Linked DNA regions of Homo sapiens: region 2 is linked to region 1. Evidence: read pairs that join two places in POLR2A ChIA-PET (ENCODE). Cell type or tissue: K562. All regions are shown on one strand. Links, peaks and the distances in the headings refer to the core of each region. The heading gives the core; the rest is flanking DNA.

Region 1 (5,366 bases), core at 1-5,000:
GCATGTTCACACTCAACGAGTTGGTCTTTCTTAGGTCAATGTAAATGCACAGTAGTGATATAAATAACAGTTTCTGCTTCTGTCACCATACCTGCTGTACCACTACTGAGAAATAAAAGAAACTCTTTAACTGTGGAATGTGAGCCCCCTTTAAATTATCAGGCCCAGAGAGGCATTGGAATGAGACAGTAGTCATGTCTTGAGCTAAGTAATAATTTTGAAGCCCTTGTTATGTGGGCTCTGGACTGACACAACCAATAGCTATATATTAACCTTACAATGCCCTCCACTAGACATTATAACTCATACTCTGTAGTTCAACAATGTATAATTACTAATCAATGTCATTTCTGCAAACCAATGAAAATTACTGAAAAGCAACTTTTGTACTTGCCCCCTCTCCTGATTCATCTTTTTTCTTAAAAACTCCAGCCTCTCTTTTGCTCTCCAGAGTGCTTCCCAAGGTTACTCTGAAGTGTTTCCCAGGCTGCAGTCCTCAACCTTGGCCCAAATAAACTCCCTACCTATATTAATTTGCCTCAGTTTCTTCCTTTAGGTGACACTTCTATTTCAAAATAAGGGTCAAACTTTTTCACTTAGATGAACACCTAAGAAAGGACACAGACTCAGAGCAGTTTAAATTTACAATTCTTGAAATGCTTTTAGCAATTAAAAGAACACATTAGTTCAAAGCTTTTAAAATATTTTACCTTGATTTAATGATCTGATTAAGTTGATCTATTTAACTTTAAAAGTTTACATTGATAACTATGTTACTAAAATTCTAATCAGATTCAACACACTTAAATATTTATCATATTTTATTTTAATTTGATTTTACATTTATTTTAAAATAGAATCTACATTTATTTAAAAATAAACTCAGCCAGGCGTGGTGGCTCATGCCTGTAATCACAACAATTTGGGAGGCTGAGGTGGGAGAATCGCTTAAGGCCAGGAGTTCAAAACCAGTTTGGGCAATATACTGACACACCATCTCTACAAAAAATTTTAAAAATGAGCCAGGCATAAAGGCGTGCACCTGTAGTCCCAGCCACTCAGGAGGCTGAGGTACAAGGATCCCTTGAGCCCAGGGGTTTGAAGCTGCAGTGAGCTGACTGTACCACTGCACTACAGCCTAGGTGACAGAACCTCTAATAAATAAATGAATATCATCAAATCAAATGTTTTGGAATTTTTCACAAAGTATCTGTAATATTGCTTAGATAAAAATATTACCTACAGGGTAGAATTGCAGTATGTTAAGAATGGTCAGATTTTCATTTTGGTTTCCTTGCTTAAATGGAAGGTCTTATTTACCTAATAGTACCTGATCAAACAACAAAAGTTGTCTTCAAATTAATGCAACTATTAAAATAGTACTTTAGATAGTTTGAGAAGCCAATCCAATAAAGGGCAACCATTTTTCATTATAACTCTCAAATGCCCTTAAAATATTTACTTTTATATGTGTATTTATATGTGAAACAGCATTTACAATCGTCCTTCCACCTGCTTTTATTCACAGAGAGGTCTTACTTGTCAACATAAAATTTCCATGATAAAATCAAATACAAGAAAATTAGAACTTTCTGACAGTCTGGTTGGATTAAACACAAAGTCTTATCCTGGATGTATTTCTTACAGGTTTAATGAAGAGCTCTGGATTCACAGCACGAAATAAGGTTGTTGTGCGCACCCCTCTGAGCCCTGGGCTTTGAAACTCTTTCTCTTTGGGTGGTTCCTTTTTGAATGTTGGAGGCTCAGGTGCTGAAGACATCTTGATCAATGATGATTTATTATCTAAAAACAAAATAATATATTTTTTCCCTTCATAATTGTGCTTCTCTGATAAATTTCTTTAAAAAGTAATTCTTAAATTCCTTCTTTGAATTCCAACCCAGATACATACCAAATGTGATTGTCAGTTATCTTATTACTTTGTATAATGTACTTTGTAAATGGTGCTTTAACTTTAATTTGTTAATTTTGTTCATTATTTTAATTTTCATCTCAAAATAAAAGTGGTGGGCAAAGGTTGTTTTCCTGCTTTTATAGAAGACTGGAGAATTGTTTGTTGCTCTGAGTCACGTCGTATCATATGCAACCAAGACTATGAGTAGGTGAGGCCAGTAGGTTATCCGTTCCTTTCCTTAGTTCCTTGCTTTCACTCCTCCTCACCTTTCAACAGCCCCTCCATAACACCAACCTGAGAGAATGACCAGCATTCCTTTGCTCATTATCTTCTCCTACAGATTCACTCCTGGCCAGTTTCCCCCACTGCTCCTCTGTCTTCCTCCACTAGCCCACACACGAACTCATTTTCCCAAGCAGTAAGGATAAGGAGCTGTTTGTACTTACTCTTCCATTGCCAATCAGCAACTTTCTGGGTAGGTTATGCCCTGCTATCTCCTTAATCTGAATATCCTTTTTTATCTTAGCTACTGTAAATCTATCCTATTAAATCCAAGTGTGTCTTTTGTCTTCTTGTTTTCCTAGCTGAAATGTCAGCACTTTGGGAGTATTTTTCTCTTCTAGGTATTATTAGGCAAAAGCTTATTTTATCCTCTCTGCCATCTAATGCTGGGATGGGAGGTGAGGGTTGAAAGAGGGGAGGTAGAGAAAGAAAGCTTCCAAAGATGGACATAAATGACAATATAGTAAAATTATTTGGGGGAAATGCTGCAATCGCTGTACAGTAAATGTTATAAAATAAAAGTTAAGAGCCAAACATTCATACTTAAACACACATTGGGGCTTTGTTTGCACAAGTATTTTTTTTTTGAGACAGTCTTCTTACTCGATTGCCTAGACTGGAATGCACGTGCAGTGGCGTGATCATAGCTCACTGCAGCCTGCAGCCTCAAACACCTGGGCTCAAGTGATCCTCCCACCTCAACCTCCCAGGTAGCTAGGACTACAGGCATGCACCACACCTGGCTTTTTTTTTTTTTTTTTTTTTTTTTGGTAGGGACGGGGTCTCGCCATGTTGCCCAGGCTGGTCTCAAACTCCTGGCAACAAAGCAAACCTGCTTCTGCCTCCCAAAGTGCTGGGATTACAGGCATGATCCCATGCCTGTATACTTATACCACACCTGGCCAGTATAAGTATTCATTAAGCTTACTATTTTATAGACTTTATAAAATCAATATTTTCACAACTTCGTAGTTAAGGAGAAAACTAGGAACTTGGCTTTTCAAAATACTTTGTGTTGCAGTAGTCGCTGAATGTTCATCTATATCATTTAATTGGGTATGCACCTCAAGAGGAACATCTGCTTGAAGAAAAAGGAACGTTCTAAGCACTTTCTATACTTGCAAAGGCTTCAGAAATGTTCACTGTTGCTGGTTCCATCACTTATTCCTCATGCATATCATGATTATCATTGTTGCCTTCTTCATCGCTATCACCACGGCTTTCTGGTTCAATTTTTACATCAGTTAGCACTCCTGTAGCAACTTCAGGATTTGGTAACTTGGGAAATAGTTAAATTGCTATCTGTAGCCACACAGTCTTCAAAATTAAACTGGTTTGAGACATCAATGACAGCAGCAGTTGAGTGCTAGATTGGTTCAAATACCACATTTAGTTGCAGTCTTCTTACAGGAGGACCTCAGGGGATTCCACAGGAATCATGCCTGTGTTTTGCTAACATTTCATGATTACAGATAACTTTATAGATCACCAAGTCTCTGCAATCATGTCAATGGCTTACTCATGTTGCTTTTCTCCATTTTTCTCTTCATGCTCTACATTTAGAAAGAGTTGTTCCAACTGCTTTCAGAAGTGAGCTGTCACTGTGCCAACTGTACCCTGATCCAATGGCTGCAGAATGGCTGTGTAGTTCAATGGGAAAAACTCAACCCCTACATGATCCAAGTGTAGGAGTATGTTGTGGGCAGACCAATTGTCTACTGGCAAGAGCATACTGTGTATTGCTCCTTGCATTCCCTTGTCAATCTTTATCAGCTATTCAGTAACACATCTCTCATTATTCAGGCATGTGTATTGGCTTGGTAATCACGGAGGAACATTTCTGAAGCACTGAGAGTTAGCTGACTTGCCAAAGACAATTGTTCCAAAATGCATTACAGTAGAAACACCAATCATCAATCTGTTTATTTCCTTTGCAAAGTCTACCTTTGGCATGAAGCATATGATAAGGTAACAAGAACACCTGTTTCATCAGCACTTAAAACACCATTCAGGCTGGGCGGGGTGGCTCACACCTGTAATCCCACTATTTTGGGAGGAAGAGGTAGAAGGACTGCTTGAACCCAGGAGTCTGAGACCAGCCTGGGCAACAGGCTGTATCCTGTTTGGATACAGCTGGACCCTGTATCCAAAAACAAACAAACAAACAAACAAACAAACAAGCCACTGAAGCTGTAACCAGCAATTTTTGTTCTTGTTTTTAAATTTCTCCTGCATGTAAGTTAATAATTTTCTCTACTGAAACAGTGTTTTCTTCACTACAGGCAACTTGTGAAACAATTCCAGAATATGCCCAAAGTTTGTTCGGGCAGCCCGCACTTGCTTGAAACTCACCATGCCTGATAAGCTCTGGATGTTTGTCCCCTCTAAATCTCAAGCTGAATTGTAATCCCCAGTGTTGAAGGTGGAGCCTGGTGGGAGGCATTTGGATCATGGGAGCAGATCCCTCATGAATGGCTTGGTGCCATCCTTGTAGTAATGAGCGAGTTCTTACTCTATGAGTTCATGTGAGATCTGGTTGTTTAAGTGTGACACTTCTTCCCCTCCCTCTTGCTTCCTGTCTCACCATGTGACATGCCTGCTTCCACTTAATCTTCCACCACAACTGAAAGCTTCCTGAAGCCCTCACCAGGGGCAGATGCTGGCACCATGCTTCCTGTACAGCCTGCTGAACCGTGAGCCAATTAAACCTCTTTGCTTTATAAATTACCTAGCATCAGGTACTTCTTTATAATGACGCAAGAAGAGACTAACACAATTCCTAAGGTTGGCAAAAATCCAATGCTTTCTACAGCACAGTTACATGCCCATTTCTTGCATGAACCTGATATCATGCAAAAACAGTGATAAAAGGGACCTCACATTCACTTTTGCTTTAGTCCCAGAATCCCTTTTTAAACTTTCTCTTCAATCTTGGCTCAATCTTTCAAAAATGTGAACAATGTTGGGGTAGTGGTGTTAAATTCCTTTGCTATTTCTCCTTTGTTGTGGCAGCAATCTACTGCTTCCACTACTACCATTTTTTTCTTCTAATGAGAACTGCTGGTGTTTCATTTTTCTTCTCTTAGCCACGATGGTGTTTATAAAGGTATTTAGAATTTAAGTAACAAATGTTGGCCACCAGGTGCCTATAACAGGTGTCAGTGATGTT
Region 2 (5,385 bases), core at 208-5,207, 290 kb before region 1:
AAGTGAGTATCTTCATTCCATTTACTTGGATAAGGAGAGAAAAGAAATACTTTACCCACTATAGGGCAATACTGCATACTCAAGGAACATACCTGCCCTGGAATAAGTGTTCGATGAGGAATATAAACATGTTTTTCTCCTAGGTGGTCTCAGTTCCTTCATACTTTTCACTGTGTGGTGCATCCCTGTGCTGAGTAGAGTTCTAGTGTTTAAAAAATGTTTTGTTTTGCTTTAATCATTATTTTATTTTAAGATAAAAATAAAAATTTTAAGATGAAGTCTAACTCTCTGCTCACTGCAACCTCCACCTCCCAGGTTCAAGTGATTCTCTTGCCTCAGCCTCCTGAGTAGCTGGGATTACAGGTGCCTGCCACCATGCCCAGTTAACATTTTGTATTTTTAGTAGAGATAGGGTTTCACCATGTTGGCCAGGCTGGTCTTGATCTCCTGACCTCAAGTGATCCACCCACCTCAGCCTCCCAAAGTGCTGGGATTACAGGTGTGAGCCACCGTGACTGGCCTAAAAAATGTTTTGTATTGTATTGTTTTGTTTTGTTCCATACAACATGGCAGACTATATCATCTGGTGCTCAACTGAGGAAATGGTGGTTGGTTCCAACAATGGGGAAAAAGACTGGCTATGATGGACTTAACGAATGAGAGAAGGTTTGCTGTACCTTTCTAAGGGATTTTTCAAGAGTAATTTTGACCATCCCAGATCTTCACCTTATGTGCTGACTTTAGAACCTAATCTCCACATAATAAAGATTTCATTGTTATTTATATGTGTTTTTATCAGTTGCAACAAAAAACATCACAAATGATTAACATTTTCTTATAACATGTCCTCTAAGTTTTCCATCTTACTTAGATACCTGCACATATGTATCTGCCTTTACTTATTCAAACAATAATTCTTTTTTGTTTGTTTGTTTTTGGAGATGGAGTCTTGCTCTGTTGCCCAGGCTGGAGTGCAGTGGCGTGATCTCAGCTCACTGCAACCTCCACCTCCCAGGCTCAAGCGGTTCTCCTGCCTCAGCCTCCTGAGTAGCTGGAATTACAGGCGCCTGCCATAATGCCTGGTTAATTTTTTGTATTTTTAGCAGAGATGGGGTTTCACTGGGTTGGCCAGGCTGGTCTCAAACTTCTGACCTCAAGTGATCTGCCCACCTTGGCCTCCCAAAGTGTCGGGATTAGACACTGCGTGAGATACTGCACCCGGCCTTAAAACAATAATTCTTAATGTACTTATGGACACTATTTTACAAACTCAAACCTGTAAAAGGTTTTGATATATGAGAAAATTTTCGGGCCGGGCAGGGTGGCTCACGCCTGTAATCCCAGCACTTTGGGAGGCCGAGGCGGGTGGATCACCTGAGGTCAGAGTTCAAGACCAGCCTAGCCAACCTGGCAAAACCCCCTCTCTAGTAAAAATACAAAAATTAGCTGGGTGTGGTGGCAGGAGCCTGTAATCCCAGCTACTTGGGAGGCTGAGGCAGGAGAATCACTTGAACCCAGGAGGCGGAGGTTGCCGTGAGCCAAGATCGCGCTGTTGCAGTCCAGCCTGGGTGACAGAGTGAGATTCCATCTCAAAAAAAAATTTTCCATTTAATACATTACAGCAGCATCATACCATGTACATGTGAAAATAAAGCCTGTTGAAATATTAACCCTACTTTCCATATGTTAAATTTTTCTTCAGGCACTTTTTCTGCACACTAGTCATAGCTGTCACCATTTTGTTTCATAATTGTGTTTACAATGATTCTTTTCTACGGAGATACACTTTGTCTAGGAATATGCATTATTTACTAAAAAGATATGCTTTCTCTGTTCTTTAAGCATGAAGACTTCTTAGTCTTTACTGATTTTTGACAAAGGAACAGAAATATTTCTCTGCTATAAGAAAAACAGGCATGGCATAGTGGCTCATGCCCATAATCCCAGCACTTTGGGAGGCCATAGTGGGAGGATCACTTGAGCCCAGGGGTTCAAGACCAGCTTGATAGTGAGCAACATAGTGAGAGACCCTGTCTCTACAAAAAAAAAAAAAAAAAATTTAAATTAGCTGGGCATGGTGGCATGTGCCTGTAGTCCCAGATACTCAGGAGGCTGAGGTAGGAAGACTGCTTGAGCCCAGAAAGTCAAGGCTGCAGCAAGCTATGATTGCACCACTGTACTCCAGCCTGGGTGACAGAGCGAAACTGTCTCAAAAAGAAAAAAAAAAAGCAAAGCAATACATAACAGCCTCCTTGCTCTTCTTCAAATATGGCAGACATGCTCCAACCTCAGGTCCTTTCTACCTGCTTAGAATTCCCTTCCTCCAGATTCTTGAGTGGCAAGCTCTGTGACTTCCTTTAGGTCTTTACTCAAAATTTACCTTCTCAGTCAGGTCCTTATTTAAAATTTTGACTCCACTTCCCACGCACATGGAACTTCATATCCTTCTTCTCTGCTTCATTGTTTTTATCTCAGCACTTATCACTAACAGATATTTTACTTATTTATCTTATTTATTGTCTGTCTCCCTGATACAATGAAAACGGTAGAAGTTTTGGCTGTTTGGTTCACTCCTGTATTCTCAAAACCTAGATTAACACCGGGCACATAATAGGCACTAGAAAAATATTGGCTGAATGAAGAGTACATTAATGAATGAAGGCTGAACACTTAGTCTCTCTTTTATTTATTTTTAATTTTTGAGACAGGATCTTGCTCTAGCAACCAGGCTGGAATGCAGTGGTGCAATCTCAGCTCACTGCAGCCTTGACCTCCCAGGGTCAAGTGATCCTCTTGTCTCAGCCTTCCAAGTAGCTGGGACTATATATAGGTGCACACCACCACACCCGGCTAATTTTTGTAGAGATGGGGTCTCATTATGTTGCCCAGGCTGATCTGCTTGCCTCGGCCTCCCAAAGTGCTGGGATTACAGGTGTGAGCCACTGTGCCCAGCCTCAGTCTCTCTTTTAAGTAAGAGCAACCATATTTTGTCTTGCTGGATGTGGTCTAGATTTCCTGATTTTTCAAAAGTCTGAATTTGTAACGTAAAATTTCTCAATATGTAAATATTGGTTCTAACATTTTTTTTAAATGTATGTTTAAAAAACACATTTACATTAGACTGTGGGTTGCCTCTTAATGTGCAATATACCCTCTTAAATTAGTCATCTCCAACCTCATCAATCCTGTCTGTTATTCATACAAAAATCATTCACTGATAGCATGTCTTTTGCAGCAACATGGATGGAGCAGGAGGCCAGTATCCTAAGTGAAATAACTCAGAAACAGAAAATCAAATACCGCACGTTCTCACTTATACGTGAGAGCTAAATAATAGGTACACATGTATATACAGAGTAAAATAACAGACACTGTGGACTTCAAAAGGGGTAGGGTTGGGAGGGGTGACGGCAGAGAAATTATTTATTAGGTACAATGTTCACTATTCAGGTGATGGGCACACTAGAAGCCAAAAACTCACCATCATCCAATATGTAACAAACTGCACCTGTAACCCCCTGAATCTATTTTTTAAAAATCATATATCACTGTTTACTTATATGACAGACCCCCTATTGTTATTGAGCTAGCTGCTTTCTCTGGAGGAGAAGTCAATACATATGTAAAACTTATACAGGTAAAGAAAAAAAGGCTAGGCAGAATTACATTTGCCATGCATTTATTTCTCTTCTACTTCCATAGTACTTACCACTTTTGTCTCTAAAATTGTATGTATAGGGGTGAACAGTGACCTCAGATTATAAAATAAAGTATGTAAAAATGACTATAAACTTCTGTAATTTCTTTTCAATCAATTCACTGATCATTAAAAACTGGTAAAACAGACTGTTGAATTTTAGGATTAAGAGATATCAGCTGTCTAAGAACACAGAATTTTCTCATTTATTATCTTGTTATAACTAAGCCTTATTTTTCTCATTAGAGAAAAATGCTGGCTGGCAGTGTTTTCCAGACTTAGCATATTACTGCTATCTAATAAGAATGCCAAACCACAGCTTTCTCCTAGCACTTATGTGGCAAGAGTGCTAGTCTTCTCATCTGTCTCTACCTTTTGTTCTCCATATTCCTACCTCAGCAGTATAGATCAAGAGAAGCACTTGACAAAGAGTTTGAATTTAAATGATTAATTCCTGACACACTAGGCTAATGCCCAGCTCATTTGATCACATTTGATAGACTGTGATTGTTTTCCTTTTTCCTTTACTTTTCCATTTATTATTTTTTCTAAGAAATTTTCTTCCCCCTGTCTGCCCTGTAGGTCTGACAAAAGAAACAGAAAGAGGTGGGGTCAAAGGTGAAAGGCAGGTCTTCATCAAACTCATGAACTGATTTTGTGCCTTTTGTTCATGAGACACTATGATAAGCATACTAAACGGTGAAAAGAAGTCCTTACTCTACCATGAACTTGCTCTGTGACATGAGATATTTCACTTCCTTTCTCTTGGCTGCAGTTCTTCATTTTTGAAATGAGGGTGCTAAAGGAGTTCAAGGTTTATTTCTCACTCTAAAAGGATTTAAAGTCTAGTTGGGAAAATAGGTATAAAGACGTGAAACATTAACAAGTAAGAATAATAAAACTTCAACTGTCACCTGCAAGGGAATGAATCTAAGCTTTCTACATAGTATGAAGATTTTCAGTATTTCATCAGCTGTACCAGGTCTTCTAATGTCCCTCCTTAGTAGGAAATTCCTAGCAAATCACCTACAAATGTACATTGTTTAGTCAGGTAAAGTTTTAAATTTTATTTTATTTTAAGTTCTGGGATACATGTGCAGGACGTGCAGGTTTCTTACTTAGGTAAATGTGTGCCATGGTAGTTTGCTGCACCTATCAACCCATCATCTAGGTATTAAGCCCCGCATGCATTAGCTGTTTATCCTGATGCTCTCCCTCCGACCTGTGCTCTCATTGTTCAGCTCCCACTCACAAATGAGAACATGTGGTGCTTGGTTTTCTGTTCCTGTGTTAGTTTTAGTCAGCTAAATTTTTACATTTAAAAGTACACTTTTTAAAAAACTCATTACTGAGTTCATTAAATTCAAAGCTGACATATAGTTCTGAAGCAGTGGATCCATAATTTTGAGGGAGTTAAAGGTTTTTGTTAACGTCTTGATTCTAGTCAGAGGATAACTGAGATCAATCATTTGTTTAGGTGGGAACTTAATAGATTAGTTCTAGCTTAAGAAAATGAGGTGATGGGGGAAACAATAACAAATGCTTCCTCCTAGGGAGGCAGTCTAACTTAGTAGTTCTTGAAGTGTGGTTTCCAGTTATACAGACTGTAAATTTCTCTGGAATATTCTGTGAGGTCTAGCTCTTAGACACTTGAATATAGAAAATGGGCACAAAATGATAAACTCTAA

What was found. ChIA-PET counts read pairs that join two places held together with the same protein. Peaks named below come from ENCODE experiments on the same cell type or tissue, not always from the same donor. Only the 100,000 strongest peaks of a DNase experiment are listed, where the experiment ranks them.
Region 2: POLR2A ChIA-PET joins it to region 1 with 5 read pairs; 2 of 35 experiments call an interaction of 5 or more read pairs at or near these places.

The regions. Positions count from the first base shown.
Region 1 is chr6:87,333,446-87,338,811 of GRCh38, reverse strand. It overlaps SMIM8 (small integral membrane protein 8), which reads right to left. Exons shown (of 4, transcript NM_001042493.3): 3 at 1,646-1,803. The coding sequence starts at 1,780. It also overlaps the pseudogene LOC100421022. Among named protein-coding and RNA genes, the nearest start is that of GJB7, 6.9 kb to the right of the region's middle. In K562, for the core only: no CTCF peak of the experiment used is centred there; a DNase peak (open chromatin) is centred at 2,221.
Region 2 is chr6:87,627,717-87,633,101 of GRCh38, reverse strand. All of the region lies in intron 11 of ORC3 (origin recognition complex subunit 3), which reads right to left. Among named protein-coding and RNA genes, the nearest start is that of ORC3, 40 kb to the right of the region's middle. In K562, for the core only: no CTCF peak of the experiment used is centred there; no DNase peak of the experiment used is centred there.